Regions from separate parts of the Homo sapiens genome. Here region 1 is linked to region 2. A link is an interaction called in ENCODE POLR2A ChIA-PET data of the cell type or tissue named here. Cell type or tissue: endothelial cell of umbilical vein. All regions are shown on one strand. Links, peaks and the distances in the headings refer to the core of each region. The heading gives the core; the rest is flanking DNA. Region 1 overlaps MED13L (mediator complex subunit 13L). Region 2 overlaps MED13L (mediator complex subunit 13L).

What was found. Peaks named below come from ENCODE experiments on the same cell type or tissue, not always from the same donor. Only the 100,000 strongest peaks of a DNase experiment are listed, where the experiment ranks them.
Region 1: POLR2A ChIA-PET joins it to region 2 with 14 read pairs; 7 of 35 experiments call an interaction of 5 or more read pairs at or near these places.

The regions. Positions count from the first base shown.
Region 1 is chr12:116,114,429-116,131,178 of GRCh38, reverse strand. All of the region lies in intron 2 of MED13L (mediator complex subunit 13L), which reads left to right. Among named protein-coding and RNA genes, the nearest start is that of MIR620, 26 kb to the left of the region's middle. RefSeq lists a silencer at 381-675. In endothelial cell of umbilical vein, for the core only: no CTCF peak of the experiment used is centred there; DNase peaks (open chromatin) are centred at 7,388 and 9,398; H3K4me3 peaks cover 406 bases; H3K27ac peaks cover 1,819 bases.
Region 2 is chr12:116,195,353-116,212,102 of GRCh38, reverse strand. All of the region lies in intron 2 of MED13L (mediator complex subunit 13L), which reads left to right. Among named protein-coding and RNA genes, the nearest start is that of MIR620, 55 kb to the right of the region's middle. RefSeq lists a silencer at 14,625-14,919 and an enhancer at 14,625-14,919. In endothelial cell of umbilical vein, for the core only: no CTCF peak of the experiment used is centred there; no DNase peak of the experiment used is centred there.

The DNA.
Region 1 (16,750 bases), core at 4,728-12,727, 81 kb after region 2:
TTTAGACTGTCTTCTTCAGTGGTTCTCAACAGGAGAGATTTTTTACCCCCCAGAGGACATTTGGCAATGGTTGGAGACATTTTTTGGTTGTTGTAACTTCAGATTGTGAAGCCTGAAAACCAAGCCCACAATGTATACTTTTAAAATATACATGTATTTTTCTATGTTAACCTGCTTATAAAACTTTAATAAAACATACATTGTTCAAAGCTTTTTCATGTGTGTTTAAGTGAAAATGTCACTTTGAACATAAGATATACTTGTTCCTTCCTGTTTATTTTTCTAGTTAATTCTTAGCTTGCTCAGTTTTAAGGTTTTTTTTTTTTAAATGGCTTAGATACTTGTTCAGAGCTTATATTGTACAATAATCCACATATATTCAACACCTACAGGCTGTTAGAGGACTGCATGCAGCTACTTACTGAATGCCAGTATTGCTTGCATTGTCTGTTGTAGAACTTCTGTAGTCACTAAATTATCAGTCCCCATACAGTACATCACAGGAAGTTGGCAGATACAATGATCCATCTGTTATCACACCCATCAAGTGCATTGGCTTGAAGGGAAAAGGCTGCAGATTGGAGCTCAGTGTGTGAGAGAAGTGAGATTCCAAGATGCTTATCATTCTTTCCAGAAAGTCCTTTTTGGCCTTTTGTCAAGCTTGACTTGCTCATTTCTAAAACAGCCTTTCAGTTTATGATACCGTTACCTTTTCATTAATATTTTTGGAAAAACTAGACATGTTGTCAGAGATGCTTATTTTTCTTGAATGAGGTTTTAGGGTATCAGCTTTTCTTTCCCCTCCTAGCGGGTGGCTGTGGGGAATTCTTGGTCAGATTGTCATAGAAAATGAGCAGTGGAAAATTGAAGCTGCACAATCTGGAGAGTTTTATTTTTAAAATAGTCATTCTTAACCTGAACTAAAGTAAAGCAAGTATAAAACATTTTTATGTTATTCCAGTGTGGCCAAGATTTTTTTTCTTAAATTTATACAAGTATGATCACTTTCAAAGGAGAGTATGATTTTCATAGTTAATCAAAAATGTTTAGGCAGTTTTTTGTGAGTTTAAGAAACCTGTTGGTTTCCTGGAAAGTCATGAATGTTTATGATATCAAGGGTCTGTTATAGAGCCTCTGAGATCTTTTAGACAAAAGCATTGATGCTGTTCTTAATGGCACTTTGAAGTTTTGGTGACTACTCTTGAGGTAAATGGATATGTGCTGATCATTTCATTCTTTCTTTCTTTCTTTCTTTCTTTTTTTTTTTTTTGAGACTGAGTCTCACTCTGTTGCCCAGGCTGGAGTGCCGTGGCACGATCTCGGCTCACTACAACCTCCACCTCCCTGTTTCAAGTGATTCTCCTGCCTCAGCCTCCAGAGTAGCTGAGACTACAGGCACGCGCCACCATGTACAGCTAATTTTTGTATTTTTAGTAGAGATGGGGTTTCACTATGTTGGCCAGGCTGGTCTCGAACTCCTGACCTTGGGTGATCCGCCCACCTTGGCCTCCCAGAGTGCTGGGATTACAGGCGTGAGCCACCGTGCCCGGCCTGTGCTGATCATTTCTATCTTGTGAATAGTCTTATTTATACAGAGCTGCTCCCTTGCCAAGGCGTAATGTCTGGTTTGGGTAGGCAAAAATCCACTCCCAAATTAGTGTCTGTGTGTTATATGTCTTTGATTTAATTTACGTTCACCTCCAAAGGGGCAAAATGGCTAGAGAAAAAATAAACAGGACAGTGTATGACTAATTGAAAGTTAAAAAGGGCCTTGCTTTTTCTAGACTGAAGGATACAAAATGAATACGAATAGTGAATAGTTGTCTAGCTGATTTAAAAGAGCCATTGTATTTCAGTTTCTTCTCTCTTCACCTTCATTTTAATAACTCTCCTGAAAATGGGATTTTTAGTAATCTGTCTCAGAGTATAATATTTGGGTTATCCTCAAATAGATGATAAATATTTTTATCCACCTGCCTCGGCCTCCCAAAGTGCTGGGATTACAGGCATGAGCCACCATGCCCAGCCTTGAGTTATACTTTATTAAAAATAATTCTGTTTTAAAAATTGGTGAGAAACAATCACAAAAATATGGTGTATGAATAAGCCAGAGATACTTGAGAATAATTATATGGAAGCTGATTTTCCAGGAAGAAAATAATATAAAATTACTAAAACGTCCACAAAAATGCTGCTACAGCATTTTTCCACTTTTATTTTTTTTTGCATTATGTTCCCCCTCATTCTTCAAGGGAAAATAAAAGATTCCTCAACCTTTGTAGATGTGGCTTATGATAAATACTGTAGGGACCTTAGCTCATTGTACCTAATAGAATGGAACATGGAACACATATGCCCTATTCTTGTTTACATGCACTTACATCAATATGTAATATGAATTTAATTTAATATCACTCCATAACTGTGTAACTTTATTTTGTTATTTCAGATATAATGAACACGACTGATAGGACATTGTAAATTTATAGTGATTAAGAGCTATCATCTGTAGTAATAGCCTATAGAGTTGATAAGTAGAATGAATTATGCATAGGAAAGAGAATAAAGAGTTAATTCCATTTCTAAATGTTTCTTATTGGGATAGAAGTTTTATAAGTTAAAGTTGCCTGATTTTAAAACATTAAACTCTTAGGAGACCCACTTCATGACAGTAACTACTTTACATTGTGAGTTTATTGTGGTATTTTAATTTATTTTCTTGTTTTTTTTTTTCCTCAAGAATACCCTTCATTAGTCATTCTAATCTTGTTGATTATCAAGGGTTCAAGTAAGAGCCTTCAATTGTCAGTAGGAAGAAAAGCTAAGCCTTTTATAAACGTGTCTGTTTGGCTATTTTGCGTAGTATAAAAATCCTTAGAATCATATTAGGTTGCATTTTGCTCCACTTTGAATGTTTTCCTCAGGGTCACAATGTTTTTCTCTGTGGAAGGTTCTTTGCAGTATAGTAAGCACACAAGGATTGACATTGCCCTTGTACATATCGTGCTGACATTCTTCTTTGTGGGTGAGAAGACAAGTAGTAAATGAATAATTTCTTACAGTTGTCTGCTACAAAGCAATAGATGAGAAAGTGACTGACTGGGACAGGACTACTTTCCATTAGAGGGTCAGGTAGGGAATGCCGCTTGGAGGAGACAGCCAGATACAGGAAAAGGAAGTCAGATGTCTTGAGCTCACTTTGTTGGAAAAAAGAAGGCCAGTGCTGTTGAAATGAGTACACAGAGGGTGTTGGAAGAGGTAGACAGAGGTTTGATCAGGTGGAGCCTTGTAGGCCATGGTAAGGAGCTTATTAAATAGATTATTAATTCCATGAGAAGCCATTAAAATAAGGCTTTAAGAGGCAGGATGCTACGATGTGACTTAAGGTTTGAAAAAGATTACTTTGGCTCTCATGAATAATGGACTTCAGGTGCTTTGAGTGAAAGCAGGGAGACTAGTTTAAAAAGCTTTGCTTCTTGATGAAGCTGGATTGTAAAAGAAACGGGATGACAATTTCTGTACTTTACAAAGTGTTAGTATATCTTCTGTCCAAACAGCTGTTTTATGTTTACTGTTTCTTTAGGTTATTTTCTTTATCATCTGAACTGCTGAGTTATTCTGAGTGGGTAATATTGCCTTTGAATATATCTATATTTTAGTTAGAGTAGTAACTGTTTAACGGACTACATAGGGGTACTTATATTTAAAATTTAGTATAAAAAGTTTGGGTAAAGATTTATAGTAATTATAATTTTTGTTTATTCCATTACAGATATTTAAGCACACATCTGAAAAGTTGAGATCATGATGTATATACAGTTGAACTTTTAACCTATTATCTCATATGTATTTTTCGTTTTTGAATCGGAATTGAAAAAATGTTTTTAAATTATGAGTTATAACAAACAAAATTTCATACAAAAGAAATGAATTATTATATAACAGATCTAATATAGCTCCCAAGAAATACTACAGGCAACCAAAAATCTTTCTGAGAGCTCCATCACTATCAAAACTCTGTCTTTTAAAGTGATAAAGTAACTTTTATTGTTATGCTTTTTAATAGCTGGTATTTAAACTATGGAAAGAAGAATTAATATACTCAAGCACCAGTTGACAAACTATTGATAGCCTATGTTTCAAAAGATAATTTGTAAGTTAATTATTTGGAAAATATATATATTTTTTAACCTATGAAAAATCTATTCTGAATGGTGGGTAGATTCTAAGGCCTGCCTATCAAACTGATTTAGTCTGTAATGCTTGACCAGTGTTGGTTTGGGTCCTGGGTTTTGTAACTAGAAGGGGTAGATTGGTTAGGACTTCACTTTATAAACATTTAAAATCCTCAGAATCTGTCTTGGAAGGCTTTCCCACATTCTAGTGCAGTTTGTTAGAATTATGCAATATGAGTGGGAAAGAATCTCAAAGAAAGTAAAGATAACTATAAAAGAAGCAACAGAGCCAGTGAAGTGTTAGCATTGCCCAGTGGCTCAGGCTTTTTGGGTTTTTGGTTTGATTTATTCTTTCAACTTTTCTGGTAATTTGCAAATTCTATCCTCTTTGCAAACTCTTTGTATTTATTTGTAATACCTTTTCAAGTGAGCTCTCTGTAGAACTTCCTAAGTTATAATGGCTAAAACTACAACTGGATAAAACTGCAGCTGTCCTGGTTGAGACTGGAGATGGAAAGGGCCAGAGGGACTCACTGGGGCTCTTGCACAGGACTCTAGTACTCCAAGGACCACAGGAAGAAACCACTGCACCTTGTGTTATGGGAGCCGCCCAGGCCTGCCCTACTCCAGACTGTGCCCTATCCAAAACAACGGTGTTACTTAACTTTGCAACCAAAATGCCATTCTAGCCAGATTTCGAAAGAACATAGGATTGAACTCATTCACACCACTGCGACTGTAAATAACTGACCTTTATTTCCTAAAGGACTTGCAGTTTTCATATTGACTTGTTAATGCAAAGGAATCTTGTAGAGTTGAAACACCAACATGAAGTAAAAATATTGGCAGTGTTGGTGTGTTTAGGTCATTTATAAATTTTTTGCTTATGAGTTGGAAACTTCTTGGCTTAAGTTTTGGATAATGACAACTTTTCCTGGATATATTTTAACTTAAAAGTTTTGAGAAACTTTTATTGCTTTCCAATAGGTTGTTTTTGCATTCATAAACAAATTAATTTTGAAGACACAAGGGGAGAATTGTACATTCTGTCTTTTAAAAGTTGAGAATAATAATTTGTGATTCTATTAAGAGCCAGATAATTGTAACAGAAATTCATATGTAAACCATAGTTGTTTATGAAAGTAAAATGTTCTGATTACTAAGAATACATTTAAACTGAAATGTTTTTAAAATAAAAATTTTTAATGTGTGGTGACATGTTTTATACTGATGATTAACTTTGTCTTTTCCAAAAAGAAGACAAACAGGGAAAGTATGCAGAAGTAATTTGATTAGTTTTGGGGGAGTCATGACTTCACACAGTACAGAAAACCAAAATAAGAGAGACATGGATTGGGCACCGACAGTAGAAATTGTATAGATGTTATCTTCTGTAATAAGACTCATTGTTTGATTTCAGATGATGAAAATTTTAAGCTTGTGTAATTCTAAAATTGTGTGGGACACATAAAAACTTCTCTTCAAAATACACTGTGTTTAAGTGCACATTAGTGTTCAGTGGTCCATTTATAGACATATCAGAGTTAGGCTACACATTTTCTAGTTTCTAACCTGCTGTGGTAGCACAGGTCAGAAAACTCTAAAATCCTACTATTTAAAATTATTAAAGCATTTTGCTGTTTTACAAAAATTTGTTTGTTGTATGTACATAACCGTTTGCATTGATTGATTGATTGATTGAGATGGGATCACACTGTAGTGCCCAGGCTGGCCTTGAATTTCCGGGCTCATGTGTCCTCCCACCTCAGCAGCCTGAATAGCTGGGATTATGGGCTCCTGCCACATTGCCTGGCTACATAATTATTTTTTGAAAAGCTATTACAGGTTTCAAAGTTTTGTGAACCAGACTTAACTTTTTTTTATTATTGGTTAGTTTTCTTTTCTGTCTTAACAAATTTTCACATGTGCAAATTGTTTTATTTTGTAGCACATTCTTAGTGTAAAAATCAATAGTGTTGTAGAAAGCTTAAAAAAGAGACTTTTTAATTGCTTAATTGTACAGACTGCTAACTTTGAAAAAGTATTTTCCAATATTTTGGTTTAACTATGATCTTTCAATTTATGACAAATATTTTTTTCCTGTCAACTACCAAATTCTCTATAAACTACAACCCAGCAACACACATGTGTAAACCAACAGAAGATTGCATTTGTGTGTATGGAAAGGTGGTTCACTTTTTAAAATTCCTTAAGAAAACTGACTTTATATGTTGTCAGTATAATGTGGCTTATGACTTTTTTCTAATTTAAATTAGGGCCTTTATATTTACAGTTAAAACCTTCACCAGGTGCAGGGATTGATGGGCGTTAAGTGAAATGATAGACTGATCTAATTATTCTACATTCTTGTTTTTAACCAAAGTTACATTTTATAAACTGTGGTATAGTAGAAAGCAGTTTTTTTTCTGTCTTGGAGTAGCATTTTATATTAAGGAAAACAAATTATTATCTAGTAAAAGTAGATAACAAAGTGAAGAGAACAAATTATTTTGTTGTAAGATAATGGAAAAAAGGATACTACTGTTGAATTTTCTAGTCCTATAGTGAAAGAAGTGGAAAGAAGGTAGACCAATAGTCATTACTGTTTCAGTGACAAAAATAATTTTGTAATTTCTGCCTCCAAAAAATTGGATTTATAGAATGAATTTCTGTAAGAGTCTTTCTGCAATATTTGCCATAGACTGTCAAGCTGAAATAAAAGCCAAGGTACCCATCAGGTCTCAAGGAGATGGCACTGAGTTTGGTCTAAAGAAACCTTTGTGCACCAAGTCTTCACAGTAGTCAGTCAGTCTCTGTCTCTCTCTGTCTCTCTCTGTCTCTCTCTGTCTCTGTCTCTCTCTCTCTCTCTCTCTCTCTCTCGTCTTTCTCTCTCTCTCTGCAGATGTTATTTTTGCTACATTTGCTATTTTAACCTGTCAGTTAAAAAATAATTACTATGTCAGTATGGCTGGCAGCTCATATAGGAAAAATATGCTGTCTCTTAATCAAAGGTGATTACAGTTTTCCCCTGTCTATAAATGTGCTTGTTGTGTAACGAGAATGCATTAGTCTCAGCCTGATGTACGAAATGAAAGGCAGTAAGAAGCAGCACCATTGTTATCACTCCAGGCGTGTCTAATGAATCGTGTTTCCATGTTCTCTCGGTCACGCCGTAGAGTGCCCTCAGCCAGGGCTAAGCCTCCTGTAAAATGCTCTTTAAGATTATTGTAGCAAGAACAGAAATGCTGCATGGCTGGGGGTGGGGAGAGAATGCCAACGAGACAGCTGCATTTCAAACAGTTACAGCTGCAAGGATTACTCATAGTAATAGCAGTGACAGACAACTGTTTGAGCTTTAGTGTAAAAGGCAATTTGGGGACTTGCCCTGTCAGAATTTTAGTAGCAAGCTTCTGTGTGCACGTGTGTGTGCATGTGCGTGTGTTTTTTATTCAAATTAGTTTGTGTCTGAAGAGTGGAAGGAAATATTTTAAATTTTTACTTCTCAATTGTGCTAATGTTGAAATCAGTAGTTGACTCATCTTTATTAAAATCATTGTCCTAGAGGAAGTTTATAAAATGTTTATTTGTAGCAATGATGAATTTAAATGTATATGTTCTAACTGAATCACATGTCTGCTTTTCCGTCTCAAAATTTATCTTGTGATGATTCCTGTTTTAAAAATATTGGTTTTCCTTGTAATTTCTGAACATACAGCCTTGTTTAATATAGGATCCTTATTTTAAAAATTTATTTCAAATATGATGTAAGCTTATAAAAGTAATGCCTGTCATGAAATCTGGAAAATACTCAAAGAGGTAAAGGAGAAAACAATCATTATTCTAGCAGAGATAACTGTTAATTTTAATCCTTCTGGACCCTTGTTTATGCATTCTAGAGCATATTAAGAGCATGTTAATCATTTTAAAGGTTAAAAATGGTAATCATTTTAAAAAATATTTGGAAGAAGTAGCAAATGGGGACAAATTTGGTTTTGAGAAGTCAATAACAGCCATTGTGCAAGATTTCTTTTTCAGTGTGCAGCTATTAAAGTAACATTGCAGCCTGTTTTCTGTAGCAGTTGTCTTTTGAAGGCCTTGTACAGTTTATCTCGAAATTTAGTTTTATGGTTTCCTTCAATTTAAAGTTTGCTGGCTTTACAGGGAGTCTTGTGATCCATTGAAATGCTAACTTGGGTCGTGTCTCAACTGCTACAATGCTGTGTAGAAACTGTCATTAAAATTCTGGTTATCCTGCAACTGGCAGAGAACCCATGCTGATTCCTTAGGAAGATAGTACACTGTTAAAATTTTGAATCGCAATTGTGCTTCTGTCTGCCAAATATTATCAATATTTGTAATCACTTAAGGTTGCAAATAGTTTGAAATAAATGGAACGTTTTAGTATGTATCTTCTATCCATGATTCTTATTTGTTTGATGAATTGACATCGGGAAGGTTACAATCCATTTCCAACATAGATTTGTTAAGTGATACTGAATATTTTACACTCATGAGCAATTCAAGAAATCAGAGCTCTAAATAGGTTGAAGTTGATATAAGTAATAAGTCCATTTAGTTATTAATGACTTCAAATATAGATTCTACCAGGCAACTGATGGCAGCATAAATTGATCAGTCAGTGGTGGTGTAGTGTTGTAAGTCATTGGATTTTTTTATGTGTGAAGTGCTATATTTCATAATTAATGTAGCATTGTGCTCCTTTGTTACTGAGTTTCTTTGGTAAGTCAGTTTTTAAGAAAGCAGATACTTCAAAATCGTTTATTTATCTTGGTATCCTTCATTTGCTGCAGTTAGATTAAGTGGATACATGTTTCCTTGTTGTAATATCTGATTAGTGTAGTTTTTGGAAGTAGATTTAATAATTCAGAAGATTTTTTTTTTTAAACACTACGATGCGTTTTATATGTTTGAGGTAGAAATTGAAAACAAAGGCAGTGGGCAAATGATAAACCTTGGATTCAGAGCTATGCTATCTTTAGCCGTTAGTTACTGAAATCTAACTGGGAAACAATGTACTTGTTTCCTGTGCCTTCCTTTACTTGTGTTTCTGGAGTTTCGAGTGAAATTTGATTTTCAACAATTTTAACGGCTGAATAAGAAGTGCCATCCCTGAAAGTGCCCTTCCCCCACCTCCAATATTTGCAGTGGCCAATGCCGTTGCTGAACTCAATGTTCTGGATAATAGGTTTCATTAGTTTTGATGCCTGAGGTAAAAAAGCAGTAGGTGGGAGTAAGAAGTGTTTTTGATGTCTAGACGTTCATTTCAGCTGTTGCTGCAATATGATACATTAAAAGGAAATATGTATCATAGCTCAGAGGAAATATGTATTCTTTGAAAGTAATTCTACTTTTAAACTGTGTAAGGCTGGGTGACCTGAATTCTAAAAGCATGAGCTTGAATTTCTTCAAGGTTTCACAATCTTTATGCTCCTCCCTACCCTATTCCATTCTCCCTCCTCCCATTTTTTTTTCCCCTTCAAGTAAAGTATGTCAGTTTCATTTATGGAATTGGAAGGGATATCTTTCCAAGATCTCTGCTGGAAAACACAAAATCATTGAAGTATATGCTGCTTTGATATTTTGCCATATTGACTTTTTTTCTCCCTGAACCTTTTCTATGTTTTTTCTTTCAAATAAGCTTATTAATTCTGTAAGGAGTCATGTTTGGTGAAGTTGAAAGAAGTTATATTGCAATTGATGGGGATTTGAAAAATTATTTGGGCACTAAGCAGTAATTACTACTATTTAAAACTTTTCCTTTATAAACACTGTCTTTTCTGTTAAAAAACATTTATATACTACTTTTGCAGTTTAAATATTTGATTATGAGGATAACTGTATTAAAAAAGGTTGAATAACAGCAACGTAAACACATTCTGATTATAGCTTTTATAATTTAAGTGAGATAACTTTAGTGCCAAAATAGTTTTTCTTTGTAAATAGGCAGCTGTAGTAGTACTTAGTTTTAGTTTTTAATCTGGCTGTAATAGACAAAATAACAGCAGGAGAATGTTTTAATTTAGAAATTCCTTGTTTTGATTGACTGTTGTCACTCATTTATTTTACATGCATTTTAGATCTCTTGGTTCTTTTGAGACCAACAAAATTTTAGGAAAATTCTCCCATTATGCATAATTAGACTTATAAACATAGTCTATAGAGATAGTCTTTTTGCTACTTTATATTCTTAAGGTATTATAAGCATTTAAATAGAAACTGGAAAGATCAAAAGAATTAGAAAGGCTTTTTTTCCTGTTTTTTATTTTTTTTTCTTTTGGAATGGAGACAGCATGCCGTGGAGAGATTGTAGGTTTCATAAAGATAGGACTTTCTTATAGACTTTTTGGTAGTCGTTTTTCTTCTCAGTCTACCTTGAAAGGGAGAATGCATTTCATTTGTAGAAACGTAGGCTAACTACTCTGTCCCTCTTTATGTATTTTCCCCTGAAGAAAATCTTACTCTGTGTGTGTGTGTGTGTGTGTGTGTGTGTGTGTGTGTGTGTGTGAGAGAGAGAGAGAGAGAGAGAGAGAGAGAGAGAGAGAAAGAGAGATTATTTAAAGAAGCCAAAATGTGGTTTTGTCTGACTTAGCCTTTGAAAAAGTTAACATGTAACTAGAACACATTAATTTTAGGTCCAAATTTTGGAACCAAAGGAAAATTTAACTTCAGTGTTAACATTGCCTTTCTACCCAGTGCTAAGAATAAAAGAATGGTTAAAGAAGGGTTGAGTGAGTGGATTTGCTTAACACTAAGTGTTGTGTAGGGGAAAGAGCATGGGTGTCAGAGTCAGAACATTTGGATATGAATCCCATCTGTACCACTAATCCTCTTTAAGTAGATGTGAGGAAATTTTAGATTGGTGCTAATTTCAATGACATTTTGAAATATACATAATCAAGTCAACTCTATGCATGTTTATGAATATCCGAGAAGTTCTAGCCACAGCAGCTATGAAAATAAATTGCTTCCCCTTGAGGAATTCAGTTAATGGAATGATTAATATATTTATTATTTGTAACAGTAGGTGTAAAAGCATTTGATCCCTGTATGCTGCTGACTGTAGCTCAGTTTGACTACAAATTCTTAAGACTTCTTAGTTATGTGACTTTGGACAAGTTTCATATATATATATATATATATATATTTTTTTTTTTTTTTTTTTTTTTTTTTTTTAAAGATATGGGGTCTTTCTCTCTTGCCTAGGCTGGAGTACAGTGGCATGCCATCATAGCTTACTGCAGCCTCAAACTCTTTGACTCAAGTGAGCCTTCTGCCTCAGCCTCCCAGGAAGCTAGGACTGCAGGCCCGTGCCACCAAATTCAGCTAAGTTTTTAAAGTTTTTTTAAGAGCTGGAGCCTTGCAATCCTACCACTTGATCTTCCAAAGTGATAGGATTACAGGTGTAAGGCACTGTGCCTTCTTAAGATTAAGTGTTAGTTTTCTCATGTATAAAATGGAGATTAGAATCAACTGTATTCATCAGAGTTCTTAGCTTCAAACTAAGAAAAGGAGTTGATTAAAAGAATATTGGGTATCCAACTATTTGGCACTTTTACAATCGGCGCTACAGAACTGGTTCAATGAGAAAGGTACTGCTAGCTACCACCAAGCACTAGATGCTGTGGTACCTCTGCTACTTTAGCACCAAAAACTTGATCTTGAAGCCTCTGTTCCTAGAGCTGTCAGAAAGATATCTCCATCGGCTTTCTTTTTGTCCCTGGATTCAGAGTCAAAGGTGTCGACCAGGAGCATCTGGTAGGGGTTAGAATGTATGTCCTTGTCCACACTGTAGGGGAGGATGGAAAAGAGAGAATCAGTATTTTTAGTTTCCGTTAGGGGTGATTATATTTGATCCCAATTAGGACTCTTAATGATAGTGATAATGAAGAAGCCCGACACTGAGTGACAGAAGTGTGCCAGATGTCTCATAGTGTGGTGGTGAGTAGTCTCCCCACCTCCCCATTTATATGTAGTGCCTAATTCAAAGCTTGGCACATAAAATAAAACAAGAATGATTGTTTTCTGGATAGAAAACCAACCTTGATTATATGTTATTTAATTGTTAATTTAAAATTTAAGACATTTTATGCTAGTAGCTATTCTGCAAAGTTTCAAAATAATTTTTGCTTCCGAGTGGTTTGCACATACATGTGTTAGCTTTTTGAGAGCATTCCTAGTTCTTAGCCTGGTGCTTGACACATAACACGGTCAAGTAGTGTTGTCTAGTTAATGTTGATCAAATTATCTGTTATTAGATTCCAAGCATGTCTTTGCAGATTTAACTTATTTTGAAATTTTAGGGATTTATTGAAACATATGCTGCTCCTGTATTTCTGGAAACTCTGATCATGAGAAAAAAAGGATGGTCTGATTTACATTCTGTTTGACAAATGCATTTGTTAGTGATAGTAAATTGAAAGGGTCAGCAAATTAATGCATTATCCTTAATTTCATAGCCTAAATTGATAGTATTTATTAGAGTGGTTATTGGCTTATAATTTTTTATGATAAATTGATTATTCTTGAATCTTTAGTATGTAATTTTCAATGCAATATCTAAGACATAGGAAATTTAAATCCAAACACTGAATGCTTTTTAAATTATCTACTGATTTATATTTAAATTTTGTTTGTTAACTTATAATTTATAATTTTCTATTGTTTTCTAAGCTTTAGTACACTTTCCTTAGACAAGGGCTTAATATAGTATGATTTGTTTTATTTTGTATTACTACTTTCCTATTTTATATTAACTTAGTGCCCAAACTTTATGTTAATTTATGTTATATACTTACAGAATATAAAAGAACAGATGAGAATGACCATATAATTATTTTTCAAAATAATTTTTAGCATTTAAAAAATAAAAATTTTGACTGCGTGCAGTGGCTGACACCTGTAATCCCAGCACTTTGGGAGTCTGAGGCAGAAGGATCACTTGAGCTCAGGGATTCAAGAGCAGCCTGGGCAACATGGTAAGACCCCATCTCTACAAAAAAATTAAAAAGTAACTGGGCATGGTGGCCTATGCCTGTAACTCCCAGAAAGTGGGGAGACTTAGGTAGGAGGATTGCTTGAGGCTGGGAGGTCGAGGCTGCAGTGAGCTGTGATCATGTAACTGCACTCTAGCCTGGGTGAAAGAGCGAGACCCTGTCTCAAAAAATTAAAAAAATGCCTTAAGATGTTTATATTTTGTTACATTTGCATTATATACAGTGTTTGATATGAAGTGAAGAATATAACTGGTACATTGGGCTCTAGGAACAGTTACTTCAGTCTGAATTTCCTTGTTAATTACTCAAACTTTTTTTTTTTGTTTTTAATACTTTATGAATGGAGGTTAATCACATAAATACCATATCTTTTGGATTTAGAGAATGCTTTTTATATATAAATTTAGAGTAGGAGTCCTTTTGATTACAATACTAAGAAAATAAAGAGGTCAATATTAGCATATTCATGATGGCTTAAGTCTAGAAACTTGGCCCAATGGTAAAATGAGTTTTCGTAATTTAGAACAGTAAAAGATTGTGAGTAAAGTTTACCATATTTAGTAAATAATACATTATTTAGTAAATAATATTTCTGCGCGTTTGCACAAATGTATGCAGGTATGTAACTGCCACTATAATCAAGATATAGAGTGGGGGGCATCACCCCTCAAATTTCCGGTGTCCCTTTGGTATCAACCTGTCTCACCACCTCCATCCCTGGAAACCATTGAGAAGTTTACAGTACCTTAAATTTGCCTTTTGCGAGAATGACATATGAATGAATCATACAGCACATAGTCTGAGTATGGCTTCTTTTTACTTAGCATAATGAGATTCATCCATATTTTTTCTTGTATTGGAAGTTCCTTTTTATTTCTGAGTAGTAGCCCATTGTATAGATATTTCATTGTTTTTCCCACTGTTGAGAGACATTTGGATGGTTTCCAGTTTTTGGCATTTACAAATACAACTACTATATACATTTGCTGTAGTTTGTTTTGTGTTGTGAGAGTACAGTAGGAGAAAAAGAGTTCGTTTTTTCCTAGAACCTTACATCCTCCAAACTTGAGTATATACCTAGAAGGATGTAAGGTTCTAGGGAAAAACAAACTCTTTTTCTCATGTACTCTCACAACACAAAACACTTCTGTGACCAAATGTTGCAGAGGTGGAGAGCAGGTGTTTCCCCTACATCAGGTAATTAATCAGTTTTGCAGGGGACACCAGCTGGGTGTCCTCTAATTCAATTCAATTCTGACACTGTCTACCTGGGGATAGCATCCCATCTTACAGGTTGAGGGCTTAGTCCCACAGGACTGTGGGACTTCAGATGCCAGGAGTAAGTCTGGACCTCCAAAGCTTCTGACCAATTGGCTATAAATCTGGGGTTCCCACAGCCCCCTCCTTGGGTTCTGTTAATTTGCTAGAATGGCTCACAGAACTCAGGGGAAAACTTTACTTATGTTTACTGGTTTATTACAAAGGGTACAGAGAACAGCCAAATGGAAGAGATGCATAGGGCAGGTTATGTAGAGAGGGGCAGGAGCTTCCATGCCTTCTCTGAGTGCGCCACCCTCCAAGAACCTCCATGTGTCCAGTTATTTTGAAGCTCTCAGAACTCAGTCTTTTTGGGTTTTTATGAAAGCTTCGTTATATAATCATGTAGGTTTGATTCATTAAATCATTGTTAATTGTCCATTAGTGATCAACTCAACTTTCAGCGCTTCTCCCTAGAAGTCAGGGTGGGGGTTGGGGAATAGGGGGCTGAGATAGAAAGTTCTAACCCTCTGGTCACATGATTATTTCCCTGATAATCAGCCCTCATCCTGAGGCTATCTAGGCCACCTGTCATTTCTTTAGCCACTAGTGTACAAAAACCATTCTTAGCCCTCTAGACATTTCAAGGATTTTAGGAGCTGTATGTCAGGAAACAGGACCAAATATGTGTTTCACAATATTACGACGGGATATTGTCATATTACAACGGGATATTGGGTTGTATGGTAAATGTATGTTTAACTTTACAAAATATCGCCAAAGGCAACTTTTCCAAAGTGGCTGTGCTGTTTTTGCATTCCAACCAGCAGTATATGACAGTTCTGGCTACTGTATTCTATATGTTAATCAGCACGTAGAATTGTCAGTTTTTCTTTTAAGCCATTTTAATGGATAATGAAGTTTCATTGTGATTTTAATTTACATTTCCCTAATGACTAATGAGGTGTTGAGCACTTTTTCATATACTTATTTGCTATTCATCTAGTCTTACTTGGTGAACCGTCTGTTCAAATCTTTTGCCCATTTAAAAAATTGTTTTTTTTTGGTAGTTAAGTTTTGAGATTAAAAAAAAAAGTAACGTATTCTGAATACAAGTCCTTGTCAGATATGTGATTTGTAACTGTTTATTCCCCATCTGTGGCATGTCTTTTCCATAGCTTAACATAACTTTCCCATATTTTTTGAAGAGCCAAAGTTCTTCATTTTGATGAAACTCTGTTTATCAGTTTTTCTTTTATGGATCATGCTTTTGGTGTCATATCTAAGAAATCTTTGCCTACCCTAAGCTCCCAAAATTTATCTCCTATGTATTTTTAGAAATACTAGATTTAGGTTTTGCGTTCAGGTCTGTGATCTCATTTTGAGTTACTTTTTCTATATGGTTTGAGGTTCTTTTTCTTTTCTTCCTTTACTGAATTGACTGAATTGCCTTGGCACCTTTGTTGAATTAAAAAAAATGAATTTGTGGCTCAATTTTTGAACTCAGTTCTATTGATGTGTATCCTTTCTACAGTACTGTGCTGGCTTGCTTGCTCTATCCTAATTCATACTAAACCTAGAACTCGGTTGACGTAAGTATTTCTGTATTTTTCTTTTACCACATTGTTCTGGTGGTTCTAGTTCCTTTGTCTTTTCATATAAATATATAGACTCAGCTCAGCTATTTCTATAAAACATCCTGCAGGGATTTTTATTAGAATTGAGTTGATTCTGTAGTTTGTTTTGAGAAGAATTGGCATCAAGAATTTTTCTATTTTGTGGTCAATTTATTTATCTTTTTTATTTCGTTTGTTAGTATTGTAGTTTTAGCATATTTTGTAAGATTTATACCCAAGGATTTTATGGGTTTTGGTGCTACTGTAAATGGTACTTTAAAAAATTTCAGTTTCTAATTATTTATTCCTAAATATAGAAATGTGATAGTTTTTTGTCTGTTGACCTTGTATTCAGTGATTTGGCTAAACTCAGTTTTAGTTCTAGTAGATTTTTTCTGTTAATTCTTTAGGATTTTCTGATAGACAGTCGTGTCATATGTAAATAGAGACGATTATTTCTTCTTTCTTGCCCTATTGTATTGGATGAAATTCAGGTATAATGTGGAATAGGAGTAGTGAGAGCAGACATCCTTACCGTTCGTTCAGTCTTTTGCCACTAAGTATGATGTTAATTGTAGGTTTTGGTTAATCACTCTCAAGTTTTTTTTGTTGTTGTTTGTTTGAAGAAGAAAGTCTCTTCTGGGTTCTATTTTAAAATTGTAGAAATCAGGATAAAATTTTAATGGTG
Region 2 (16,750 bases), core at 5,093-13,092:
TTTCAAAAACCTATCAACAGTATTAAGTGAGGACTTACTGTAATATGATTATTTGGTGGATTTGGTTTTCTCAGAAAAAAATGTGATATATGTAGTTTAATAACTTTCAAAATGTTTTTTTCATTATTTCAACTTATTTTAATAGTTATTTATTAAACTACAGTACTATATGCCTACTCTCATGTTGCTTTACAGCCTTAGTAATATGTCACAATGCTATTAGAAAGTGCTACCCAGCAGAGACATATCTAACAAAAGTGTTAAATGGAATGGAATCGAGGATTAAAATGATACAGGCAGCAGTATACTTAAGAAGTGGACAGCTTTACAAATGTAGAGAGGTATTTGGGACTTGTGATGAGTAGTTGCTTTTATTTGTAAGGAAATTTAAGCAAAATCTTTGAACTTTCTAGGTTTATTTTTCCATCCTGTTTTTTTTGTCACTTAACGTTTATCTTGCATATTATAAAAATTATTTCTGACTCCCAAATTCAGCTGCCCTAAAGTATAAATCAGGCAGTTTCAGGATATATCTTCTAGTATTTAGGAGCCTTGTAGGCCGATACTTAGTTTAGAAATGCCCTTGAAGAAAGGTTTGTGTTGTTTTGTTTTCTCTTGAGTTCAGGCCCCTCTGAGGCAGAATCAGCCACCTTTTTGTCTTAAAGGTGCATTTTTTTTTTGGTCAGCAAAACTGCCTTCAGTAATAAAATGACAGGGACTTTGACTCTCAAGTTGCAGTATTCAGTATGGTAGCCACTTATCACATGTGGCTGTTTAAGTTAATTAAAATTAAATAAAATGAAAAATTCAGATCCCTGGTGTCAGAACACATTTCAGGTGCTCAGTAGCTACATATGGCTAGAGGCTGCCTTGTTGGACAGTGCTGGTCTAGGTTTCAGCAATGGTTGGAAAGGTCCGAAAGGCCACTTTGGGCACCATCGTAAGAAAAGGGACTAAAGGTCTTCTAACAGAAGATCATTGAGCAGAAGTGCAGTGGGAAGTTTTCTTCTGGCTAGCGGCATAATTAGAGTGTCACGAAGTTTCCCTAGATCTCTTTGTAGTCCTTTCCTCCCTCTTCATCTCCTTTCTTCCTTTTTGATATGGTGGCGAGTTTATTCATTGTGGTTGGAAACTAGTTTTGTTCCTTTTTGCAGGCTTTTCAAGTTGATAGCTTCAGGTGGTAAACCATGAGAGTGCTTTTCAGTGTCTCCTGGTGAGCTTTCATTTATAAATGCTGCTCCACTTTCATTAGCTTTATTTAGAAGTTTCTTTATTCATTATCATACCAGTTTACTACTTACATTTTCCCTAAACTCAGGCAGCCTTATTTTGGCACGTTTCTGCTTGCGTGCTAAAATAAGAGTGATAGATTAATTGTACCAGTTTTGGATTTTGGAATTCTTTATTGCTTTTGTGTAGTATATTTGTAGGATTAATGTTAGGTGCTGTACAGATCATAATGCATTTTCCCCGAAGGCATGTGGTTGGATTTTAGGGCTCTCTGATACCACTATAGAAATATATATATATATATATATATATATATATATAGGTTACGTTCTGCGGTTGCTTTTGGGCTGGTTTTTTTTCTTTCAAGTTTTAGGGAGGTGTTAAACAGAATGCTTATGAGATACCATATGTATTCCACGAAATAAAGCGATTCATTCAACAAACATTTATTAAATGCTCTCAGAGGTTTGAGAGAAGTAACAATATTATGCATACCATTTGCTTAGTGGTTTTTCTGATTTCCTTTAAGAATGTAATTGTGGCAACGTTTCAAAGCAGTTGACTTTTCTTGAATGTAGCTGCAGATCCAGACGTATAGTCCAGTTGATACTCCGTCCTGCAATGATTTCACTGAAGATTCAGATCCTCTGAATATAGTTTAGAGAATATCTGTGTACTGTTGTAGTGATTAGAAATCATTTCAGGGTGCCTCTGCTAACTGAGTATAACCATTAAGACTTTTCTGCCTGCCCCTTTCCCACAATGTTTTATCTCTTGTCATATGTAAGTTGCAGTGGGAAGGGAGGGCAGCTGAATTGGTCTTGAATTGTTTTCCCTTAAATGGGCTTAGTCTAGTTTGTGGGAATTGACTGCCCAAAACATTAGAAAAATTTAAGGGAGAAATGGTTAACTTTCTTAGAACTTTTAGAAGAATATTTCAAGAGGAAGCCCAATTTTGGTTAAGCCATGGTTAAATCTTGAATCCTAACTTATGCTAGGTTAGGACCGCTTGGAAGAATAGGGTAAGACAGAGCAGAATAGGACCACTTGGAAGTCTTCTGGGCTTTACCAAAGTTTGAGGGCTCTGTATCATTTGAGAAAGTGTCATCTTGGTTTATTTTTGCCTTGGGACTTCCAAGTATTTCTGAAACAGATCTCACTGTGGTAGAGGGTTGGGCTCTAATAGTTATCTGACCACTCCCTCAGCATTTGGTAGGAAGCAATAAAGAATAATAAGGAAAATACTTAGGAAGGAAAGCATAGAAGAGGACAGATGGGTTAGAATATGTAAACTGAGTGAAGAGCCATGATTTTCACGGCATTGCTTCAGAGAAGTGTGGAATGGTAATGGTTACTGGGTCAAGGCATCAGAAAGGGCCAGAGATTGAGAATGTGTCACAGTTGTAATAGTCATCTATTTTAAAAAACAAAGGCATGAAGGGATATATGTTCTAGCACATGTGATTTTTCTGGATATAATTTAAAAATATTTCCTCATCATGGCCTTAGGGGTCTCATTTAATCCAAAGTGGAAATTCTTTAAGGATGTTGAATACTGAGGTACACCTCCTTGGTTTGTAGTTTTTCTTAGGAATCAAACGTCATAGCTAGCTGTCTCTATAATGTACGTGCAACATTTAAAGTCCACAGGTAGTGGTACCTAAACTGTTGGCAATTTAAAAAACCATTAGGCTCCGAGCATGCCTCATAATCATTGATGATTTTTGCATAGGTGCATTTTATTTCATCAAAATATATTTATAAAGATATATTAATTGAAATGCATAAAATACAAATGAAGGCTTGATGGGGGGCTTTAATATTTCCATTTTTTACCTCATACTTTGAATCAGATAGTAGTATTTCCTTTTTTTTCCCTGGTGCTTTATTTATTTTTTCTTAGAGACAGGGTCTCGCTCTGTCACCCAGGCTGGAGTACAGTGGCACAGTCATAGCTTACTGTGACACCTCAAACTCTGGGGCTCAAGTGATCCTCACATCTCAGCCTCCGAAGTAGCTAGACCACAGGTGCACACCACCATGCGTGGCTAATTAAAAAAATGATTTTTGGTAGGGACAGGATCTTGCTATGTTGCCAAGGCTGGTTTTGAACTCCCAGCCTCAAGCAGTGTTCCTGCCTCAGTCCCCCAAAGTGTTGGGATTATAGACATGAACCACTATATCCAGCCAGATGCTTTTTTCTTTATATAGAATATTTGAATTAGTTTTATCCTCTTTCTGCTGTGAGTAGAACAGTTGAATCTTACTTGAGTTATTGAAATGACAGGTGTGATTTAAATAGCATTTGAAGAAAGGTTTTCAGGGAGATGTATCTACGTTAACTTTCCCCTATGGGGTGATAGTTAACTGTTGCTCCAAAGATGACCTGTGAGTTCCTATTTTTGAATATTATCGTGAACTCGTGGATTAAAACAAACTGTGTTTCAATTTATTGCAGTTGTTATCCTTTTGTTTTGAGACGGAGTTTTGCTCTTGTTGCCCAAGCTGGAGTGCAATGGCACGATCTCAGCTCACTGCAACCTCCACCTCCTGAGTTCAAGTGATTCTCCTGCGCAGCCTCCAGAGTAGCTGGGATTACAGGCGCCCACCACCATACCTGGCTAATTTTTTTGTATTTTTAGTAGAAACCGGGTTTCACCGTGTTAGCCAGGCTGGTCTCAAACTCCTGAACTCAGGTGATCCTCCTGTCTCGGCCTCCCAAAGTGCTGGGATTACAGGAGTGAGCCACTGCGTCCAGCCTGTTATCCTTCTCGATGTTTAAATTTTCTATCTTTGTCCAGTGGAAACCTATTCAAGGTGACCTCCGAGTAGTTTTGACACGACTCTTAACTAGTCACTGATACCCTCCTTGCTTTTTGGTATGACAACATGTTCCCTTCTTATCTTGAACATTTTATGCTCCAGATTTGGAATTAGCCCATTTTGCTAAGGAATTATAGTTCCTTTAGTTGGGGCATAGTATTTAGAGACCACAATCTGAGCACTGAGGATTCCTATTGCTACTAACTTACTCATACCTTTTAGGCCTTTTCAGTGAACAGACTTAGACGCATGTCTTTTTTTTTTTCTTTTTTTAAAACATAAATTACATAGTAATTCATACTGATACTTGGCAATTCAAGTTCAGGACTACAAGGTTTTTACTTAATATCATTCTTATATCTGTCTGTATCTTCTTTTTCCCATGCCCAAACTGCTGATGCTCAACATAATTTTTTTATTTGCTTTATCCCATGATATAAATACAGCACTCTTAGAATAACAACACTGCCATCAATATTACTAGAAATGCTAACTCTTTTTTTGTTGTTGTCTGTTATTGAAATACAGCAATGTGTCGCTTAATGCCTCTGAGAAATGCCTCTTTAGGTGATGTCATCATTGTGTGAACAACAGAGTTTGCTTACACAAACACAGACAGTATAGCCTACTATATACATCTGGGCTTTATGTAGCTTGTAGGCTACAGCATGTTATTGCACTGAATTCTGTAGGCAGGTATAACACAATGGTAAGTGTTTGTGTTTCCGAACATACCTAAACATAGAAAAAGCAAGGAACGGTGGCTCACATGTGTAATCCCAGCATTTTGGGAGGGTGAGGCAGGAGAATCTTTCGAGCCCATGAGTTTGAGACCAGTTTGGGCAACATGGGGAGACCCCATCTCTGTAAAAAATCTTACCAAAAAAAAAAAAGGTGCAGTAAAAATTCAGTTTTATTATATTATGGGACCACCATCATCTGTGTGGTCCATCTGTTGACTGAAACGTCATCATGGCGGCATATGACTGTATTCGTATACCTAGAGATTTTCTTTGTTCTTAGTGTATATTTTGTTATGAATGTGCCTTTACTATGCTTTAAAGTCACTCAGAATAATTCCTCTCTGTGGTTTTTGTCACCAACTGGTTACACAGTGAGGTGCTTTTGTTTCATCTTATTTTGGAGTTTTGGGGGGGATATATAAAAAAAAGTTAATCATTTTATAATTATGAAGTGTAGTTCCAAAGTCAAATCTACAAAACAAGGCATAAAGAAGTTAATGTTTTGTTATTTAACTTGTAAACAGTGAACTCTGTAGAGAATGCAGATTATTTTAGCGTTTTATCTTCTTTCAGTATGTTTAAATAGAAACAGATACTCAGTTGTATATCAGTGCTTTGGTAACTTTTTAATGCTCTGGATTCCTAGATTTAATAATAAGAGGAGGACAGGTGTTTGAAAAAAAAAGGCTACTTGCTGTTTTTCCTCAACAGCCCTTTGGCTTGCTAATTTTGTATATTGTTACCTTTTTTTCCCCGTCTATAACTTTTCTTTATCCTTCTTCACTGATAGATGTTCATTCATGAAACTGATAGTTCTTAAATGTATTGGTGTAAATAACTTTACTTCTGGCTCACATTTGAAGAAGTATCATTCCTTCACTGGAAGGAATTAGTAACAGTTTGGCTTTGTTAGCTTGTGCTTAAGGTAAGGTTTTAGATGTTCCTATGGTTTGACAGCTTCTGAAATATAATAATACCTAAGTGGATCACCTGAGGTCAGGAGTTCGAGACTAGCCTGGCCAACACGGTGAAACACCGTCTCTACTAAAAATACAGAAATTAGCTGGGTGTGGAGGTGTATGCCTGTAGTCCCAGCTACTTAGGAGGCTGAGGCAGGAGAACTGCTTGAACCCAGGAGGAGGAGGTCGCAGTGAGCCAAGATCACGCCACTGTACTCCAGCCTGGGTGACAGAGTGGGACTCCATCTCAAAAAAAAAAAAAAAAAAAAAAAAGGTAATAATACTTAAGTATCTCTATATCCGCTGAAGTTAATTCCCAAAAGTTTGGTAGGTTTCTTAGTTTTGTCCAATTAATCATTGCCACTTTGTTTTCTTTATACAAAGGAAGCAAAAAAAAAAAAAAAACAAGTTTTTAGTTATGCAGTGCATTGTAAAGTTTTCACAGCAGAAACTGCTGTATTTATATTAAATATATTTTAATGAAGAAGTTAATATGTATGGTTATGATTATCGCAGTGGTGAGGCGGCTTTCATTTCCTCAGAGCGGGAAGTGTTAACTGCTTTCTCAAGCTCCAGGAATGGCAGAAGATAGATCTGAATGAAAGGATAAGGTAGGAAAATAATTGGAATCATTCAAATGGATTAGATTGGTGGCCATTTACCAAAATATACCTTTTTTAATCATTCTGTTTGTAACCCATTTTCTTCTGAATGGACTGATAGCTCAGTTTCTCCCTCCCTCTGGCCAAAAACAGTAGGGAGGAAAAGGACTTAGCTCTTCTTTTTAAAAGACTTTCCTTTTTTTTTTTTTTTTTCTCTTCCTTTGTTTTTTTTTTTTAATGGTAGAACAGTTGAGAAGGTGATTATTGTAGGGAGTGGACCATTGTGCTTCTTTTATGGGGTGGTGAGGGAAGGAATCTTCTAATAAGAACTTATGTCTTTGGTCCCAAGTAGCTGATGAGAAGAGGACTAGTTCTGTTTGAGTCTCATTGAGTGTAAAAAAGCTAGGAAAAACGTTAAAAAAAACACGACTTGAAAAAAATTTGTATTACAGCACCTCTTTTTGAAGTGCCATCTCATTTATCGTGTATTGTTGGAATACATAGTTAACTGGTGTTTTGAAGTGCTTTTGCCATCAGAGCTCCTAGAGCAAATGGATAAGGATAAAATCTGACTTCTCTTTCTCTTTAATAGGCACCGTTTTTGTTCACCATTTTCTGAGTTCTGGTTAGGATTTGGCGACAGTATGAAGATGAATTTGTGTGTCCCAGAAGGCAAGCCACATGAGTAGTTGAGTAAGTAGGAGGCCATGTACAGTTGGAAGAAAGGGTTTATGGTGTTCTAGGTAGCCACCAGAGGAGACAGCAAAGAAGCAGTATTTGTCCCAGCTGTGATCACCACTGACACTACACTGCTGCTTTTTCTTGGCAGCGATATTATTCTTCTTTTATATTAGCCATTTTATAAATTCTGAAAGGGAACACATCTTATTCTTTGCCAATTCTGAAAACTCTGGCCAGGTTAGCTTAAGAAAATAAGATAATAATAATACCTAAGTATCTCTATATCTACAGATAGGGATCTACAGACAAGACAAGGTAGGTTTAGGATAAAGGGCAGGAGCCAGGTCTAGGGAAAACAGTGGGTCAGAACAAGATAGGGGTAGACCAAAGGAGGACACATATAATGGAGAGTGAGATCAAGAATGACCAGATAGCAACTAGAGGAACTTATAGTGGGGAATGAGACAAGGCATTATATTAAAAGTCATGACAGCAAACACCAGAACACATACTAGAAGAAAGGCAGTTGGTGAAAGGTTTATAATTTAGGAATTAGAACATCCATCTACGCTGAAAAATAGGATTGTTGTAAGAATTGCCATGAACTGCCTACAGCATGGGTACTGAGACAGCAAGCAGTCTTTTGCTAGCCAGGAAAGTTCTTACAAGTTCTTCCTGCGTAGTAGCTACTCCTAGCTGATAGCAGTCATGGAATACAGCAATTCAGTTTACGTCTGGCAGCTCCTGACTCCTGAGCAGCTGGTCTGAATCACTGGAGTTTTATGGAAGGCTAGGTTCTGATAAATTTTGTTCTCTCTCAAAGTAGAAAGATTGATAGATTATGGTCCGTAATCTAGAATTTTGTTCTCTCTCAAAAGTAGAAAGAAAATTTTGTTCTCTCTCAAAGTAGAAAGATTGCTAGATTGTGGTTCATGTGCAGAAACTTTGAGTTAGGTTGACTTTTGGAAGCAGATCAGTAGCTATTGTGGTATGCCCACCACTGGCATTTCAAAGAAATGCATATTGAAGCCTTCTGAAAGTCCCACTTTTGCAGATACCATTACGACATGTAATTTTCTTCCATAAAATAAAATTTTTGCTCTGGCTAGCCTATTCACCAAAAATATTTGTGCAATGGGTTTTTATTGTTTCTAACTAAGCATATAGTTAACTGATTCAATTCGTAAGTCTGAGTGATTCCTCGATGACTTTTCACTCTTGTCTTTTTCTTTTTGTGTTTTTTTGAGATGGAGTCTCACTCTATTGCCCAGGCTGGAGTGCAGTGGCGTGATCTCGGCTCACTGCAACCTCTGCCTCCTGGGTTCAAGCAGTTCTCCCTGCCTCAATCTCCTGAGTAGCTGGGACTACAGGCGCCTGCCACCATGCCCGGATAATTTTTGTATATTTAGTAGAGATGGGGTTTCGCCATGTTGGCCAGGCTGGTCTCGAACTCCTGACCTTAGGTGATTTGCCCACTTCGGTCTCCCAAAGTGCTTGGATTACAGGTGTGAGCCACTGCGCCCAGCCTCACTCTTGTCTTTTGTGGTAACTTACACTAGTCTTTCCTTATATGTCTTCACTTTTACCACCAGCTCTAGCACTGGACTGTTTTTTTATTTTTATTTTTATGTTTATTTCAAAAAAAAAAACACAAAACAAAACACCTTTTAAAACAAAAGCTTCAGAAAAGTTACTGTTTCTAGCATCAAGTAGAGAAAAATAAACACCACCACAAAGTGATGATATTACATGTACAGAATGTTACAAGTTTAAGGCCTATTTATTTTGTAAACATTTGCAAGCCTTTTATAAGCAAAACTTGTAAAACCGAATCTTACATGGAACCCTCATATAGAAAACTGTTAACATTCCTGCCTGAAGATGGTGTGGAGACATTTGTCTTGAGGTCTCTGAGGCACTTTGATGAAACTCGAGAGTTCAGAGGAATACAGTTTGAAGAACGCTGATTTAATTTGGTCCCGCTGTTTTTGTAGATGAGGAAATTCAGACTAAAAGGTCCAGTGTTGGTTTCTGTGGCAAGCAAGCATAAAATAAATCTGAAAAGTTTTAGCAAAGCCCATTCATCTGCCTTCCAGGTATTGAGTTCTGGTAAGAACAGGAGTGCTTTTGTAAAACTTTGTGATTTCTCTTGTATTCTTCATTTGCCAGATTTTCTTACATTTTTGAGATTCTTCTAACTTTGCATTTTCTCCTAAGCCTTTTGTGAGAAGCAGTTTTTAATTTTTCTGAAGCCTTATTGAATAGAAAGACTTGAGTGAATCTGTGGGGAGACGCTGACCGTGAAGAACCCCAGAGGCTGTCAGGGGAAGAAGGTTAAGGGTTGGTGGATTTTAGAGAGAGGGGAGTTCCTTGTGCATCACAGCCACAGGAGATTTAAAAATGCGTAAGCCGAGGCATGGGGCAATGAAGTAACTTGCTCAGTGTCATACAGCTTGGTGGTGATGCAGTTAGAATTGCAATTCTAACTGATCTCTAATAAGGCTGTGCTTTTTCAACCATTTCCATTGTACTCTCTTGCCTCTAACTGTTGTCTGGATAGCTATAATATTTGAGTAGATACAGTGTTATATTTCTCAAGTTGATGACATTTCATCCTTAAATTCAAGACTTAGGTCCTATAAATTGGTGTTTTTCTTTATCTTTTAAAAAATCTTAAGCTCTGTAAAATGATTCTGCTTTGAACGAAGGGTACTTATATCTGCCAAAATCATTATTGAGCTTCTCTAGTCATTTATTTTCTTGAAATTGAAATGAAACTTTCTGAACACAGCCTTACTGAATATGGATTTCAGAGCCATAATAATGCTTCTTGCCTCTGCAGATTCTGAATTGATCTGAGTTTGGCAGTGAATTATGTATGTGTTATTTCAGGAATTTTGCACATGCCCTGCTTTAAACCACTGATTATTTTTGTAAAATGCTGTTGTGTGGATTTGGCTCATTCCATTGACGCTGAACTCATCAGATGGCTATATTGTCTTCTAGGAATGTGACTTGAATTGATTAAATGGCATAGGCAGCAACATCTGTTTTGTAAAGCTAGTTTAGTTTCCTAAAACTTTAAATTTTCAAATTTACAGCTTACAAAGAGAATGAAGCATATTTCTTTAATGCCATAAAAAGACTTTCATGGAGTTTTGATGATAGCTTGTTTTAACCTTGCCCTTAACCTAATTCTTTTTAGAACTTATTTTCTTACTGTATTATATTGCTCATTTTCAAGAAAAAGACATATTTGTAATGTTGGAAACTTTATAGTCTTATATGGATGGCTCTTAGGTTTTTCAGATCATTCATCCATTTGAAGACCTGCAGAAAGCTTTGGATGGTCTCCTAGAAAAAAAAGCACCCATACACGTGCTCCTAAAACTCTGTACAATTGTGGGAGGTAAAGCTCACCTGTACAGATCCCCCTGAAGCCTCCTGCCTCCTTGATGTCCTTTGCTTCACATGTGTTATTAAATGCATTAATAATGCTGCTGACTGTGCACATAAGTTACCTTTCTTTATACACAGCTTATAGATTTGTTGAATATTTGGATCACCATTTTTAAAAATCAAATGTTTTATGATGTTGATCTACATGTGTCATTTTTATTTCTCGGGGTTAATGTCTATTTTTATTCTTTTTCTCTCATCCTTGTAATTTCTTTTTTAGTTAAGGAAATGTATCCATCTCAGGGTTTCTTCATTTATTATTACAACCCTTATTTGGATGGACTTAATGACCAAAATTTATATGGTATTACAGTACATAGGCTTACCTGATCTAATCTTGTAGAAGACTTTTCTTGTATACTTCTTCGTGTAACATTTTCAAATAATATTTTCAATTTGGGATAGAGGACTTTAAAGAAAGTTAAGACTTGGGTAAAGATAGATACTCTCATATGACAACCCATGGGGGCTTTTTAAAATTATACTAGTGGATGTGTATTTTTATATTCAGTTGATCCTAGTCTTTGTACAGTCAGTTTTCTTTTACAATCTGGAATTTTGCCCATGGTTTCAAGGCCAGCATGGGTATTTACTAAGTAATCTTGAGGATGACTGTTCTTCTTTTGTAACCTGCTCTCTCCAGATCTGATCTGTATCTGTTTTAACCCAGAAGATGTGCCCTTTTGCTTACACCATCCCTCTTGTTTTAAGTTAAAAAGACAAAAGCTACCCGATCTACTATGTCATAGGAATTATTATGATATTCTCTACCTCTCTAGCCCTGTATTAAAAAAATCTAACTTGCTGCGTAGTGCTTTTATTTTATAAACTATTTTTAATCATTAAAAAATTCAAATTTATTGATTAAAATATAAATTGAGGCACAGTGAGTCTTTGAAGTCTTTGAAGTGTGCTTAGTATAGACTTAGTGTACTACTGCTGGTTTCATGCACCAGAACGCTTTGATTATTGTGTTTTTTCTCTCCTTGTGGGGTGTAGGCTCATTGAGGACAGTTTACGTACATATTCTTCTGTTAGCACTTTTAACATAGTCCCTGTCAAGTAATTCAACAATAGTTGAACAATTGCTAATTGAATGAATTCTGAAAGTTTCACAAATTAGACCTGAAAGGAAAGATTATTTTTCTCACCTGTTTTTCTTGAAGTTTCAAATTATTTTGAACTACAAATGGTATTTCACTAGTAAGTGTGAAAATTTATTGTGAATATAATTAATGTCTTGCAATGTGTGATGAGAAAGGTGGCTATAGTACACTAGATTGTTAACATTGTACAAAGTACAAAAGTTCTTTGGAAATGTTGAATGACTGCAGTGTGGCCATTATTACTTTTTTCCTGGGGTAAGAAGGAAATGCGATAATTAAAAAAAAGGCAGGGGATTGGTAGTACTTTATTAAAGAAATCTTATGTTGCTAAGATAATTTAGTCATGTAATTTTTTAAAAAACAGGCTATTTAAAATAATGTTTGCTTTTTCCTTCTTCTTCTCCTTTTTTTTTTTTTTTTGAAAAGCATCCTCCTGCCTTGGCCATCCAGAGTGCTAGGATTACAGGCATGAGCCATGGCGCCCGGACTTTTCCTCCTTTTATTTCAACCATGACAATGTATTTTGGCTCTCTGCTGATTTAAATTATATTTCGTGGAAAACAGTATGACGTCCAAAATGCTCATATAACCTTGAACTTGAAATTATTTTCCTGAGAAAATTTGTCCTTCTGACTGATGCTCTTTAGTGTATAAAGGTATTAGTTGTAATTGATTGGCTTCTTAAATGTTGGAAGTATGGTGTTAAGGCAGATAGATTTCTTTATTTCTTGAGGGGTGGAGATTAGATTTTGATACTGGACCAAAAAATGATTTTTCCTGATATAGGTTTGAATTAAAAAAAAAAAGTAGCATTTAAAAAGTATGGATTCCTGGTCTTAAAATTTGATGACTGTTTAACCAAATGGGAACTGTTTTTCTGAAAGTGCTTTAGGGCAATCAGTGCTAATGCTTTTACATGCTTACTGAAAGTAGAAACCTAGGCATTTGATCAGAGTATTTTCTAAGAGATAGAAAATGTTTAAAAGTCAGATGATAAGCTTGCATAAGCCTCAAGGGTGACACAATTTAGTATTCCTAAATAAGGACTTAGTGTTTCTTGCAGATGAGGATATTGCAATAGGAAGCTATTTGACATAAAAATAAAGTGTGCGTGAAGTGTGCTGTATCACTTTTGTGTAAACTCTCTTTTTGATTTTCTTAAGCAGAAATGGCTGAGATTGGGTTTACATAGTCTCTTAAAATCAAAGCTTGCTTTACTGCATAGAATAAAATGTGTTTCTCTGACTGACTAGTACTGTATAAAATAGCCTACCTCTCTCATGCAAAAACTGATATTGGACAGAAGATGGAAGAGACAAGATAAAAAAAATGGGACCAGAATGGAAAGGGAATCACAGAGGTGGCTAGTATTAGATTCCCAGAGCAAGGAGAAAGAACAAGCAAATAAGAACATGGTAACTTTTTCTCTAAATGGGTCAGATAGTAACCTCTACTTTATAGTCCCTAATCAGTGTGCCCACCTGTAGACATAGAAACTTTAGTGGTTCCTAGGGGCAGAGAGGGTGGGAATCAGGCCTTAAAGAGAGGCAGCAGGAGACATTAACTTTGTGTAATTGTACTCTGATGTACTAAGACTTAATGACTTAGGTTCCTTAGCATCTATATCTTTTTCCAAAGCTGCAGCTGTAATTCATTTTACTATTTCTCCTAAAGAGTGTCCATTCAGTGTTATTATTATTCATCAAATAGGTTTTGCATGCTTACTATGTGGAGGGCAAGTCATAAGATCTGTAAGAGGAATTTCTTGGATCCCTTTCTTTATGGCGCTCTTAGTCTAGGGGAGGTGTTAGAGGCAGGATGATGGACACTAAGAAAGATGTAATTATAAAACTGTTAAGTTATGGCAACATTAACTGATAGTCAGGATGCAGTGCTTCCCAGGAGAAACACTGTGCTCCTTTGACCCCATGAGTGGAGTTGTCAGAGAAGTCTCAGTGAAGAGGCACATCTAAACTTCTGTAGGGGGTCAGAGAAGAGACAGCAATTTATTCAGTTTGGGATTGATGAAAGTATTGCAAATGTAGGCGGCACTACTGCCTTTACAGAAGAGTTAGATTTCACCAGGAAAGAAGGAAGGAAAAGGTACTCTAAGCAGGAAACACAAGAAAGGCATGAAAAAAAATTTTTTTTAAAGTATGTGATATGTGTGTGGGATATGTTGAATACCCTTGGGTTGCTTGAAATAGAATTTTGTGTCAGCAGGGGAGAAAAAGGTAGGGTGAGGACAGCTTGTGATATAAGATGGATGGTACAGTTGAGACCTAAGCAGGAGGAAAAGATGAAATATTTTAAAAAGAATTTTTTTTTACATTGTAGTTCTCTGGTACTTAAAATATGTAATATATGCAGTAAAAATTATTGGGTTCTTGGTGTGTGGAAGGAAAGTAACAAATAACATCATGTTTTGGTTATCTGCCATACATAAGCACTATTGATGGTATTATTGTTAATGACTTTGTGCATTCATAGGTGTTTGCTAAATAAGTGTTCTCTGTAAAAATTTCTTTTCAATGGAAATTCTTGCTTTTATATGAACATGTTAAAATTCTTTTGGCTTTCTACAAAAGAAATGGATTGCTGGGTGATAAATGCCAATTTAAAATGTTACACTACTTTGATTAAAAAATCATAAAGAGTTGCTTTCTAATTTTCATGATTTTTAGCTAGCAGCTGGTGAGTAACTGCTTTTTTTTTTTCCTTTTTTTCTTTTTTTGAGACGGAGTTTCACTCTTATTGCCCAGGCTGGAGTGCAATGGCACAATCTCTGCTCACCACAACCTCCGAATCCTGGGTTCAATGATTCTCCTGCCTCAGCCTCCCGAGTAGCTGAAATTATAGGCATGCGCCACCATGTCCGGCTAATTTTGTATTTTTAGTAGAGATGGAGTTTCTCCATGTTGGTCAGGCTGGTCTTGAACTCCTGACCTCAGGTGATCCGCCCGCCTCGGCCTCCCAAAATGCTGGGATTACAGGGGTGAGCCACCACGCCTGGCCAAGTAACTGCTTTTGAAGCAGTTGGAGCTCCCATTTGTGTCCCAGAAGAACATCTTACTGATGAAAATAAAGTAGTGGTTGTGCTAAATGACTGAAGAATGGACAACGAGATAAAGCAGAGAACAGAGATAGAGTTCCTTATGGCAGTGGGCCAGAGTCCTACTGACATGTACAGATAACTAAAGAAAGCGTGTGCTGTGTATCTTGTGCTGTCAGATAGATGCTGACTGAACCGTGCTAGTTAGGGAGACCAGCCCTTCAGCCGAGTACACGGTTTCATCTTTGCAGTTAGGCTGCAGGACTGCTGCTGTATTTTCATCCACCGGAGCTTAATATAATTTTAAGGATTATGTGGGTGGAGGCTTAGACTAAAGTAAAGTGAGTGTGCTGTTTATCACCAGCAAAGAGTATGCTTTGTCTTGAGAGAGAGACACTGAACTGATGTTCTGTCTTATTGTTTGTGTTTTCAGACTTAATATGGTTACTGTTCAAACTACTATATATCTTTGAAAGATTCCCATTGATATGTATTCCCATCAAAAAGAATTACTAAGTATATAACTAGATATAAATGCCTTCAAATTTTGAAGACATGTCTGTCTAATGCTAAAATTAATGCACTTTTATTAATCTGATAGTGCCCCTAAAATACACAAAACTTTAACCAGCTGTATGTCTTAACTAGTTTAGATAAAACCATCAGATTCTTAAGCTATGTAGACACAGCTGGACCACCAAAAAGAGAGTTAAAATTTTATAATATAAATGCAGCCTAAATTATCAGCATTATTACTTTTCTATTTATTTTAAATTTGGAGAGAAAGGTTAAAAGATACTTCTGATTGAATAAATTGTGTTGATGGCAGTAGGTTTGCTTTTTGATTGTATATTTGGTTTTAGTTAACAAGAAATCCTGTTACTCAATTCTGTAATCTACTATTCTAGTACTCTTCTACCCCAATCACAAGTTTTATTGCCACCGTTTTGGAAAGAAAGCACTCTTATCTCATGTGTCATTTCTCTGGGTGTTAGAAACTGAATTTAAAGGACTATTAAGTTGCAGCCGAAGCCGAAGACTGGGCCAGTCAGACTTTTTTTTTTTTTGTTAATTGCACCTTACTTATTGGCCCTGTTTTCAATTTTGCTCTGTGGAAACACCCAGAGGACCTCTGTGGTGTTCTTGGGTAGCATGTATTCTGTACACAATTTGGCCCTCTAAAGTGAGGTCAACAGTAAAAAATATAATTTAAAAATTAAGCTAGATGAGTTCAACCAGTAATTTTTTTTCTTGCTACTTGAAAGTTAGATTATCCATTAGGTTATAATTTTCTTTGTTATGTTGTTGATCTGGATAATATATGATTCAGTGTAATTTTTTCTTTTCTCATTGCCTCTTTGCTTGTTCTGAAACTGCTGTTAAATATATCATTGAACCTTGTTTTCTGGCCTCCATAATATATCTTTAAAACTTCTTTGCCTCTGCAACTTTCTAGTTAAATTCTTCATTATTATTCTCTAGTTTATTAACTCCTTTTCAATTTTTACTGTTTACATTTTATCTCTTACTCAGTTTTTCATTTCCATTGCTTATTTTAAAATTATTTAAAACTTACTTTGAGTTAAAATATTCATTCTTTAGCTTTTAAATTCTTTTTCATTTCCACCTAGCCTTGTTTCACTTCTGCTTGTTGTGATTTTTTTTCCCTTTATAAAAGAAATTTTACTCTTTTATAAAGAGTAAAAGAGTGGCTCACGCCTGTAATCCCAGCACTTTGGGAGGCTGAGGTGGGTGGATCGCTTGAGGTCAGGAGTTCAAGACCAGCCTGGCCAACATGGCAAAATCCTGTCTCTACTGAAAATACAAAAATTAGCTGGTGTGGTAGCGCACACCTGTAATCTCAGCTACTTGGGAAGCTGAGGCAGGAGAATCGCTTTGAACCTGGGAGGCGGAGGTTGCAGTGAGCCGAGATTGTGCTACCCTAGCCTGGGTGACAGAGCCAGACTCTATCTCAAAAAAAGAAAAAAATTTTAAGCATACTATTTTCAGGCTTTTCTGTTTCTATTTTGTTTGAAGGGATTTTGTATTTCAGTTGCTGTGTTTTTATTCGTTTTCTTTATGTCATGGTACAGCT